Linked DNA regions of Homo sapiens: region 1 is linked to region 2. A link is a contact called in ENCODE Hi-C or POLR2A ChIA-PET data. All regions are on one chromosome and are shown on one strand. The core of a region is the stretch at or near the end of the contact, and the rest is flanking DNA. Distances in the headings are between cores, read along the strand shown.

Region 1 (5,903 bases), core at 1,439-3,938, 940 kb before region 2:
CATAAAGAATTAAGTGAATGTGTTTGGATCTATTGCTTGGCTTCATATTCTGTTCATTGATGAATGTGTTTATTCTGTTTTTGAAACCACGCTGTCTTGATTACAATAAACTTTATAGCGAATCTTGAAATTGGATGATTTGAATCTTCTAACTTCATTCTTCTTCATTAGAGGACAATTCTAGATTTTTTGCATTTCTTCATACTTTTGAATCAGGCTGGTGATATCTAACAAATAACTTGCTGGGATTTTGAACATGAAATATTTCTTCATTTATTTAAATGTCATTTGATTTCTTTCATCAATTTTGTAGTTTTCCACATGTAGATACTTAAATATTTTGTTAGATTTGTTCTAACAAAAGAGTTCATTCTTTTGGTGCAATAGTAAATTGTATTCCTTTTTTACATTTTACATTCCAATTGTTTACTCCTAGTATACAAAATAATTATATATGTTAATATTGTTCCCTGTGACCGTGATATACTCATTTGTTACTTATATATATATATTTTTTAAATCTACAGAGTCATTCATGTGACAGTTTTATGTCTTCCTTTCCCATTTGTATATTTTCAATTACACTTTTTTGTCTTTTTGTGCTAGTTAGCATTTTGGGCATGATGTCAAGTGAAATCGTATGGGAGGACATCCTTGCCATTTCTAATCTTAAGGGAAAGTCATTAAGTTTCTCACCATTAGGTATGATATTAGCTGTAGGTTTTTGGTAGATATCTTCTTATCAAGTTGAAAAGGTTCCCCTCTATTCCTAGTTTGCTGAGAATTTTTATTTTGAATGGTTGTGAGGTTCGTCAAATGTTTTTTCTGCATCTATTGATATGAGCATATGATTTTTCTTCTTAGCTTGTTGTCATGATGGATGACATTGATTGATATTTGAATGTTGAATCATTCTTTTGTATACTTTACTTCAGGTATGAAATGATCCCACTTGGTTGTAGTGTATTTCAAAAAATACATTGTTGGCTTTGACTCACTAATATTCTGTTGAGCTATAATTATAAGACATGTTGGAGTCTAGTTTATTCTTCTGTAATGATTTTAATCTGGCTTTGGTGTTAAAGTAATTCTGGCCTCATAAAAGGTACTGGGAAGTATTCCTTCTGCTTCCATTTTCTGCAGTGAAGTTTATAAAGTTTAACCTAATTCTCCTGGTTTTAATGCCTAAGCATCACCCACCACTGTGCCTCACATGTCCCAGTGTATAATCTCTCTGAATCAATTTCTTTCTGTGTTGGGGAGGTATGGTTACTAGTCTCAGATTAATGGCTACAAATATACAGTTTGATAAAATAAATAAGACTGATAGATTAGTAGGCTGATTATAGTCTACAATAATTATTGTATATTTCAAAATATCTAGAAAAGAATAATTTAAATATTTCTAGCATAAAGAAAAGACAAATATTCAAGGTGATAGGCATCTTAATTGCGCTGCTTTTATCTTTATTGATTACGTGAATGCAATAAATTATCACATGTATCCTGAAAGTGTGTACATCTATTATACATCAATTAGAAAACATTTAAAAACTCAGAGAAGGAATCCTGGATGCCCGATCACTATTTATTCCACCTGTCAATTGGCCCTCCTGGTTTTGAACCCCATCTGATCACTGCATTTGCAAAACTCAGAACCTCTCGTTTTTTATCTTTCCCCATTCTTCAGTGAAAAATTCTCTTAGGATTCAGCTTCCTTTGTTCCGCTAAGTCGGTTTCCACCATCCCGCCCAAATATTTGTTAATGTATCTCATCCACTGCAGCCTCTCCTTTCAGTCACCTGTCTGTGAATTTATACTTCTTCTCTATAATTTCCTTAGGATTTGTGGAAGGAGCAGACATAGGCGAGCATGTGTCTAATCTACTACCTTTACCCAGAGTTTCTATAATTTATTTGCTTAGAAATGTTATGAAGCTTTTACAAAATCATATGACATCCATAATGCATTATTTAATAGAGCAGAACCTTACATTTTATGAGTTTATCGTTCACGCAAAAGTAATAGAAATCTGAAGGAGACTTGAAAGGCTTGAGGCTGAAAAACATCTAATTTATGGAATTTGAGAATTGTAGCATCTCTGGGGTAGAGTTGGGTGTTTCTCTTTGTGGCAGATCTTCTCCTTACTCTGGAATAAAATGATTTGATGAGTAAGTATAGTTTCATACACATGGTGAAGTTTCAGTATAAACTCATGCAGGATTGAGGTTGGAGCCTAGTCATTATTCTTGGTACAAAGGATTAACCCAAACGCAGTTTCTTCATTCAGAGCTACTGTACATTTATTTAGAAATGGAAATTGGGTATATAAACAAGGCAGCATCTTTGTACAATAGAGCATTTTACCCCTAATTTTAGATTTGAATTATTCAATGAAGAAACATGAGGCATATGCTTCCGGGAATGTGGAGGTACATGATCTCCACTCAATGCTCTGAAGAACATTCCATGGCAAGGACGTGGCTTGACTAACATGTCCAACTAACGATGCGCTCTTCTTTAGAAGGTTGTTTAAGAGTGGATAAATATGACTTTGGGGAAAATGGAATATTTCATTTGTGGTTTTTGGTGACCAAACCATTTCTGAGTTTCCGCTTTCCTCTTAAGTAAATAGCTATGTTTATTGTCAATTAATGTGGAGCAGGAAAGAAGACAGCACCCAGATTTCTGCCATTGTTTTGAGAAAGGATATTGGCAGGTTTTCCCAAGCCATCTCCTCCAACCCTCCTTGACACCCTTTGTCCTGGGATCTGGCTCAGTGGACACAGTTATGGGGGGTGGCACATATTCTCAGAGGATAGGAAGTTTATGGGGAAGAAGGGGAATGAAACCCACATCCAGAGACAGAATTATCTGAAACTTTAACATTCAGGGACTCTTGTTTGATAAATCCCTGCAAAATCCTGGGAGAGGCTTCCTCCTTGGCAATATGTTTCATAAGTCATGTTTTATAAATGGCTGCTTTTTATAGAAATTTATTTAATGAAGTAGAATCAGATTTTCTTCTGATTCAAAACCCCAGGAATGGATGAGTCATATGCCCATTTCCTACTCTAACTGCTCTCCTTTCTCCGCTGGAACTTTCTCAGCCAAAAGCATCATTTGGAAGAAGCAAAAACAATCTTATCTAAATGGATGTGTGCAGAGAGGACTTTGTATTTACAAATAATTTGTTTTATTTTCTGCTTCCTGTAGATGGAGCTAAATCCTTAAGCATATGTTTACATGTGATGGAATTCCCAGGAAGGAGATCTTTGAAAGACAATAATAATATCTGCTGCTGAAGGCTTTTAATTCTTTGGACAATAAGTGGTGCTACACTGGGCACAATTTGGTGCTAAAGAAAGAAAGTTATTTGTAGGCAGAATCCTGTACCTGCCTCCTAGTCTCTGCAGAGAACAGAGAGTTTGTTGTTGAATAGAAATGGCCAGCAGTGTTACTATTGCTGTATTTTGTATTTTATCTAAGGTCATATTCAACTTCTTTTTTTTCTCATAAAAAATTAAACTGTTAAACTGCCCATTATCCATTGTCCTTTTACACGGGTGTTTCCTGGTCTTGTCTGTTGCTCAATGTGATTGAATGACCATGTATGACAAATAGTAATGAGCTCATAGTATTTCCCTTAGTCAGTTAATAAACAGTGCATATCTTTGGAAGAAGAGACACACTTTATTACTTCCCCATATGGTTTCAAAGGGATGTGAGAGCACAATGAGTCAGGCCAACAGGAAAACTTAAAAAAAGAAACGGAAAAAAAAGTTTTTAAAGAATCTTATTGTGTTTCTCCCAAGTTGCTCATAGCAACTTGTTTATTAATTCTAGAAATAGGCAAAGAAATTTTATACCTTAATAAGAAAAGAAAAAGACAATATTTTAGGGAGTTTAAATAATATTTATATGGAAAACAATTTTATTAAGTGAATTCACATATGTCTTAAGTGCTTTTTAGTGTATCCAAGACAGCATTAGATACATGTTACTTCTTAAAAAAATAAATGACCCCTCAAAAAGTTTTTAAGACATTTTTCTATTTTTTTCCAATCAGCTTCCATTTTTGTAACTAGTATACTAATTCACGGCAAAGTAAAAACAAACCAATTATAACATAAAATATTACTTTGAGATATTTTGATTATTTTTAAACGTCATAATTATTTGAAATCAGAAAGCAAAAAATGCTGGAATCAAAGTTAATTTCAGCCTCCAAATGTTTAAACTGTGTATTAAAACCTCTCTCATCTTATGTAAATTTTAATTCTTTAAAGTTGTGACATTTTCAAAAATCAAATATATATTTTATTTGGATTAATACATAATCTTGCAGAATGAGTTTATTATAATTTTATTCATATATGAGCTTTAAATTTATATCCCAAATAATTCTCAGAAACATTGGAGTACTCAGTTTTGTAGGTTGGTTAGCATTTTGATGTATCATTTACTATTAGTTTTTAGAGGTTAGAGCATCAATGAAAAGAAATATTGGTAATATAGAGGCAAGTTCTGAAATCTGTGGTTTCCAAGTCAACATTCAGGATTATTCTTTTAAAAAAATATAATTAAATTTTCTCAAAGTTACATTTACTATATTACAAATAGTCTCTTGTTTTGATTTATTAGGAAGACGTTAACAGCATATTCTTTTTTATGCAGTTTTCTTAAGACTCCATTAAAACAAATGGCTTTCCGGTCCGTGCCCCCTTCCAGGTCAGCTAACAATTTTATATTGATTTGCAAAAGAGGCTCCATTATAAAAACCTTTTGTAATTATCTAAATTCCATGTGTTTAGGAAGCTTTTGAACCATCCAGGAATAAGCTAATTTCCGTAATGGTGAGAAAGAATTGTACAGTGGATACAATAAATGCTTGTCTACTTACTTAGGCTTGTGTTTGAGTCTGTAAGTGCATGATTTGCTAATTTTGTTAAAAAAATAGTAAAAATTCTAATCTTCATTTGTATTGTTTCCTATATAAAAAAGCAAACCATTAGCAATTATAGTCCTATTTCTTAGTCATATACTGTCAATCAGCTATCTTGAAGATGGAACTGGGAAACCAGAACTTATATTCAACATGATAAGGAAATTTGAATTCATTTTATATACTATAAAGTTTATAAAAGTTATTAATAAGTAACCATAAGAATGGATTAAAAAATATTTAAAGCATACCAATTGACAGATTTGTAAATATCATTGAAAAAGTCAGAGATAACTTGGCCGAGATATCTATAGCACCTTTACACTTTAAAATTTTAATATCAATATGCCTTCTTATGAGTTATGTGTTTGCATATTGACTGTGTTCAAATTTGTTATTTCAAATTCCCCTTTGTTTAGGACTCTTGAAAGCACACAGGACTAACTGAGTTAGGGCAATGGGCTTCCAGTGCCCTCTTGGCTGTCACCTTATTTAATAAGGCCTGGCTTGTGCAGTCACTAGTTGGATTGGATTATGTTCTTCCTGACATTTCCATTCACTCTGTTGCCCAGCCCTAAATATGTTAAGCAAGATGAGCTATCCTGGGGCCAGGATGATTTTCCTTCAAAAGCATCCTCATCAGATTTAAATATTTACTGCTTTCCCCCATATCAAAGTCAATTAAATAACTTCTCATACAATTTATGAAAGCCAAAAAGCAATCTAGAAAGGAACACATCCAAACCCATTGACTCCATTGTAGAAAGAGAAATGAAAACGTGGGTTTCACTGGAGTGTTCTGGCATGGAAGTAGTGTCTCTTGTTGACTTTAGGAATCCTGGAATGTGGCCCTAGGAAGGAAAACCCTTGAACATTAAGGGGCCCCTTAATGAATTTCTCTATTTCTCTATGATCTTTCTTTAGTTCCATAGCCCCCACCTAAGTAGAGGGTGAGGTC
Region 2 (5,962 bases), core at 2,163-4,662:
TGAACTCCTGGACTCAAGCGATCTGCCTGCCTCAGCCTCTTAAGTGTTAGGATTAGAGGCATGAGCCACCACCCCCGGCCGTTCCTTAATTTTTGAGGAAATTGGCTGTCTGGTCATTTTACTGTAATTACAAATTCATTCTCATACTTCCATTGCCTTATACCTTTGCTGAGCAGACATTTAGTAAGTGCTTACTAAACAAAATGAAGCTGTTTTATTTCTATGGTATGTCGTGACTTTTCAGATGCACCCAAGCAACCTAAAACTGCTCCAACTACAATTTCTCCCAAAGCATACATTTAATTCAGGTTAAATTGGATATAAGAACAAATATGAGACTTAATTTTTAACATCCAGAATTCTTCATGCTGTTACATAAGTTCATGGCAGTATCATTAGGGCACCAACAAGAGGGGTGCAAATTACAGATTCTAAAAGTCATCACAATGATATGATTGCCTGTGTCCCTATTATGTCATTCATCCGGAGAAGTGACTCTTTTGTAGCCTGTGTAATTTCTCCAAGTAGAAACAATACATCGAAGATATCATTTTAATGTAATGCTCAGTGTTGTTTAGAAAATGTTGATGCAGATGTTCTTTCAATAGGAAATGGGAAATTCTCTCTCTTCTGTCCAAGCCTGATGCCAAATGAAGGCATGTTCCCCGCCTTCATTTTCTGTGTTTCCATGTTCCAGCTAAATCACGGCAGTTGAATACAACAGAAGTAAAATTGATTTAACTTCTGAAAGAAAGCTAATCTCAAACAAAATAACCACTTTTGCAATATACAGCTGATCTTTCCAAATATTAAATAAATGGGAAAAAATAAAGCTGTACGTTTCGGAAAGTTGTTTTTTCCCCTTTCATCTCCTATTACAAAAGCCCAGGAGTGGTATTAAAATCAGTTGGCATTCTGTGTATGGAATGCTATAAATAGCTAATCTGCAAATCCCTATTTAGGATGCAAATCAAATCTCTACAGATACTATTTGAAATAGGAATTGCTTATAATTTTTGGTGGCATTTTGCAGAAAACCCTCTCCTTTTCTGGGGAAAGGGTTACTTCTGTGTAGAAGTTCAAACATTTCTCCATCATTTTGAAAACAGATTAAAATCTCATCTCCCTAATGGGAAAAAATGGATGTCCTGATTTGCATGCTCCGCCCTGTCTGTGTTTGTCTCACAAACTGTTATCAGACTCTTTAACATTTCACTGCAGGACTCTTCTGAGCTCAGTGCAAAGTATGGCATTTCAGAAGAATGTGTTGTTTACTTTTTGAGTGTGCTGGGGCCTGTTGTCTGGAACCCTTTCTTAATTGGCTCTGATGCTTGAGTCAATAATAGAAAAGCAAACAGTGGGCATATTAATATTTTTTAAATAGATGATATTAAAATCCTAATCTAGATGACAGGTATTTAGAGGTGCAGACAGCCAGTCTGAAGGCCTTCATACAACTGGTTAAAAAAAAAAGCCTCTTTTATCAAATCAGTTTTAGCATTTTCTGCAGCTCTGTTCCCTGCTGGTATGTAGCATATGACATGATTACTGTGTTCTAGGCATTGTGCTAGAATTCCCAAGTGTTGTTTCTACTTCCTAATATTATCCACATGTTGCTGAGAAGGTACCGTACATGCCAATGGTCAGAAGGTATGGGGAGCCTCAGAGGCGGGACGCAAACCAGGTCCAAATTCAACGTCCTCTTAGGTGAGATCATGACATCGCTTCCTACTCTTCCATGGGAGCTGCTTCCAGGGATAAGAGGTGTTTTATTTTTATTTTTTTGGAGACAGAGTCTTGCTCTGTCACCCAGGTTGGAGTGCAGTGGCATGATCTCGGCTCACTGCAATCTCCACCTCCCAGGTTCAAGCAATTCTCCTGCCTCAGCCTCCCGAGTAGCTGGGACTACAGGCGTGTCCCACCATGCCTGGCTAATTCTTGTGTTTTTAGTAGAGACGGGGTCTTGCCACGTTGGCCAGGCTGGTCAGGAACTCCTGAGCTCAGGTGATCTGCCCGCCTCGGCCTCCCAAAGTGCTGGGGGCCACCAGGTGTGAGTCACCGTGCCCAGCCAAGAGGTCTATTTTTTAAACAGTTCTATATGGTCAATTAATATGGGAAATACTAACTGAAATAATGTTTAGCAGACTTTCGTGAATTCTTAGAGCCCTAAAATATGCCAGGGGCATTTTGAGTGTCTAAGAGAGGGATAAGATAGGGAGGGTCCCCGGTTCATTTTCTCCACCGCTGCCTCCCCCACCACACCCCCTGCAGAGGGCACTCAACTTTGAGAATGGCCTTAGAAGGATATTCTCCCCAGAAGTGCAAGGGCTTCGATACGCAGCCCCCAAGGCACAGGAAAACACGGCCCAGTGGGCCACGTAACTCCAGCACCAAACTCCTGGGCTTGGCTCATAGGACAAGCATGAATTCATGGGCTCTTTCACATCAACACCAACTTGAGCCCCTTTTGTGCCTGGTCCTGCTTTAGGCACTGGGAACACAGAGATAAATCACAAGGCCCTCAGCCTGGGGCGGCTCATTCCCCTGCTGGGCAGTTTTCACATCCAAATTAGGGATGAATGTGGAGTTCTGTGGTGGCACAAAGGAAGGTCGGGCAACCTGCCTGGGAGGATGGAAGCAAAGTCGGTCCCCCCATGCTCAAGTGCCAGGTAGCAAGATAATCTTTGAGCTACAAGCTCAGGAAGAGCCTCTCCTTGGAGACTGAGGCATCCTAAGCATTGTCAGGAAACAGCCTCCTCAGCCCAGCTCTCAGTCCACAGGGACACAGGCACAGAGACCCCAGACAGTGCCCAGGAAGTGCAGAGGGAGTGAGTGCAACAGGACAGGCCTTCCAGAAGCTTCCACATGTCCTGGTCCTATCAAACACCAAGTTCAGGCACTGAAAGACACCCTCATGGGAAGCTCTTGTACTTTCTTGTTTTGTTTTTTGAGAAGAGAATACGGTTTTGTTTGTATGGGTCTTTTCTATTGAAGTTCCCAGACAAATGCAGTAGAATTTAACTACTTTCTAAATATGGTACTTAGGGGCTAGGAATATATAGAGGTGGGTGTCTCCTTCATATCTAAGTCATTCTGACATTCTTTCAAAATACATTCATGTTCCTTAGACCTACAGTGTGAATACGGGAATGCCAACCCCCCTTTAAAAATCTCTCTATATGTTTTTTGTATTTTATATTACTAGAAACTAAACTAAGGTTTGATGTCTGTTTTTGCATATATAATCTTTTCTTCATCATACCACCATTGTGTTTTTTGACAACAGTCTTCAGAGTTTTATTATTTTTGTTAACAGCTTAAAAGACAAATACTGACGTCCTTGAGCTTTTCTTAGTTTCAGTTTCGATTCTGATTGTAGTTTAAAGGGAAAGAAAGAATTACCCATGAAAACTTCACGTGACTAAATGAAAGGTCAAAAGACTCACTAGTAATTTTTCAGAAACGAGGGGGTGGGTGCCGAGAAGTTTCCTTACATACCAAGTTTCTTAAGCGATGTCTGTTATTTTAACATCGAGTTCTGGCATGAACAGCATTCTACAGATCTTTGCCTAGTCATTGTTTTATAAGTTCCTTTAAAACAGGTTTTTGTTAATGTTTATGAATTCATTCATTACATTATACACAAAGTGGTGTAGCTTTATGTCAAAGCAATCCCTCTCTCTCTATTTCCGGATGAGGACAACTTCACTTATCTGCTACGATGGACGTCAGAATCATTCCAAGAACTCAGAGAGCTCGTGCCCCACGGCGGGACGTTTGCATGTTTCCAGGGAAAATGCCTCCTTCTTCTACTTCCTCCCTCACCCCATGCACACACACAGTGACCCACACAGTCACACACACACAGAGACACAGGTACCCACACAGAGTCTCACACAGACACACACCTACACATACAGGCACAAATATACACAGATACACATATGGCCATGCACATGTATACAGACACATGCACACACAGACACACAGACACATATGTGCACACGCAGATGCATAGTCACACAGATACACATATACACACCCTTATACATACACATGGACACACGTCTATACACTTACACACTCACAAAGACACGCACACATAAGCTCATGCACAGCCATACACACAGACACATGCACACATATATACATGAACATACACACAGAGACACACAGCAGTACATATACACACATACACACCCAGCACACACAGACACACATGTACTGTACACACAGACATGAATACACACATGCACACGAGCACATACACACCCCCAGAAGCATACGCGAACACGGGCACAGGTGCAAGTGCAGACATACACAGGGTCACACACACCTAAATATACACATGGAGACACAGAAGCACACAGACACGCTCGGAGACCACAGACACACACATGTACATACAGGAACACACACGCGCGTACATACAGGAACACACACGCGTACATACAGGAACACACGCGCGCGTACATACAGGAACGCACGTGCGCGTACATACAGGAACACACGCACGCGTACATACAGGAACACACACACAGAGGTTTCTTTTGGGGGTTGGAGGTGGGGTGTTGAGTTCCCCCTCCTCAACCCTCCAACCAGTGCTTCTCCCGATTACTCTTTCAGGGATCGCTACCAGATGTTACAGTCCGGTAGCTCTGAAACAAGGTCCCTGTTGCTGGAATTTCCCAACAGAAGATAAGCCTGGTCAGGAATGAAGAGCAAGGAATTCAAGAATCAGATGAAGAGTGTTCATTGAGCCAGCATAACTCCAGATTCTCTCCTCTCTCAGACTCACCTTTCCTAAGGCAGGGAATCCTGTCATAATTATAGAAGCAGCTCTGTCGTAAGCAAATAACAGCAAAGATGAGTCCTAAAGGCAAGTTAGCGTAAGTTAACATATGTCCATACGGCAGCACCTGCGGCCCTGACGCCTGCCTCTATGTGGACAGGCATGCAGACTCGGGCTTGAATTCCTGTGCCACCAATCACTGCCCTGTGTCCCCAGGGAAGTCATTTGCCTTTCTAAGCCTGAGTTTGTTTCTTGATCCACAAAAGGGAGATGAGACTGCCACGTAGCTACATCGCCTGAGTAGGCCAGCTCCTTCCCCTTCACCCCGGAAGAATGCTTCCGGTCCCCTTCCCTCTGCCCCCGAGAATGCTTCCAGTCCCCTTCCCTCTGCCCCCCGAGAATGCTTCCAGTCCCCTTCCCTCTGCCCCCCGAGAATGCTTCCAGTCCCCTTCCCTCTGCCCCCCGAGAATGTTTCCAATTGTGCGGGTGCTTCTCCTTCTCAGGGCTGGCCCACTTTCCAGCCCACTGTCTTCTTGACATCTCTTCTGTGACAAATTTCTCTCTTTTTTACTGCAACCTCGTCCATGGAGGCCACAAAGTGAGTGTGTGTGTGTGTGTGTGTGTGTGTGTGTGTGTGTGTGTGTGTGTTGGGAGGAGTGAAGCGGGGAGGAGCCTCACATCACTTGCAAATTAGCAAGCCTATCATCACGTTTCCTAAGGAACGGATAAGAGTTTTCTCTAACAGAAAGCCTCACTCCCTCAGCAGTCAACTCACACCATGGCCAGCTTCAACATATTTTTAAAATAAAATATCCTCTTATGACATATGATGGCTGACAAACTCCCCTTTCTCCCCTCCCTATTACTCACTCTCTCTTCCTATTTTTTAAGAAGGCGGCAGTGAGTTTGAAGTGTTCTTAAATCAATCGCGCTGGGCCCTGGTGGTACCGGAGGTCTTGTCATGGCACCTAACGGTTTTAGTCTGATTTTTAACAGATTCTTGGACACCAGAGGCCCAGGGAAATGTTATCTGGAGGCAGGTCTGGGGTGAAGGCACGACCCTGGAGCCGATCTGCAGGATGGCTTGAAACCGTGAGCCTGTCTCACGTGGCTGGGACCCCATCCCAGAAAGCACTCACTACCCTCCAAAAGATTCTAGTATCACAAGAA

What was found. A loop is a pair of places that touch in the nucleus more often than their neighbours do. ChIA-PET counts read pairs that join two places held with the same protein, here RNA polymerase II (POLR2A). Pooled maps may share reads with other maps.
Region 1: a loop to region 2 is called in a pooled map, with 2.5 times the contacts of the local background. The contact joins two enhancer-like sites. A Hi-C loop is called at or near these places in 1 of 168 maps with a recorded cell type or tissue (mammary epithelial cell) and 4 of 50 pooled maps. POLR2A ChIA-PET finds 5 or more read pairs at or near these places in 1 of 52 experiments (MCF 10A).

The regions. Positions count from the first base shown.
Region 1 is chr10:4,768,681-4,774,583 of GRCh38, reverse strand. No RefSeq gene overlaps it. Among named protein-coding and RNA genes, the nearest start is that of AKR1E2, 55 kb to the left of the region's middle. Within about 2 kb of position 2,688, at least 9 of the 41 ENCODE cell types and tissues checked have a DNase peak (open chromatin) inside an H3K27ac peak, as active enhancers do; they include mammary epithelial cell, where a contact is called at or near this core.
Region 2 is chr10:3,826,446-3,832,407 of GRCh38, reverse strand. No RefSeq gene overlaps it. Among named protein-coding and RNA genes, the nearest start is that of LINC02639, 4.5 kb to the left of the region's middle. RefSeq lists enhancers at 1,821-2,409, 2,410-2,998. Within about 2 kb of position 3,412, at least 17 of the 41 ENCODE cell types and tissues checked have a DNase peak (open chromatin) inside an H3K27ac peak, as active enhancers do; they include mammary epithelial cell, where a contact is called at or near this core.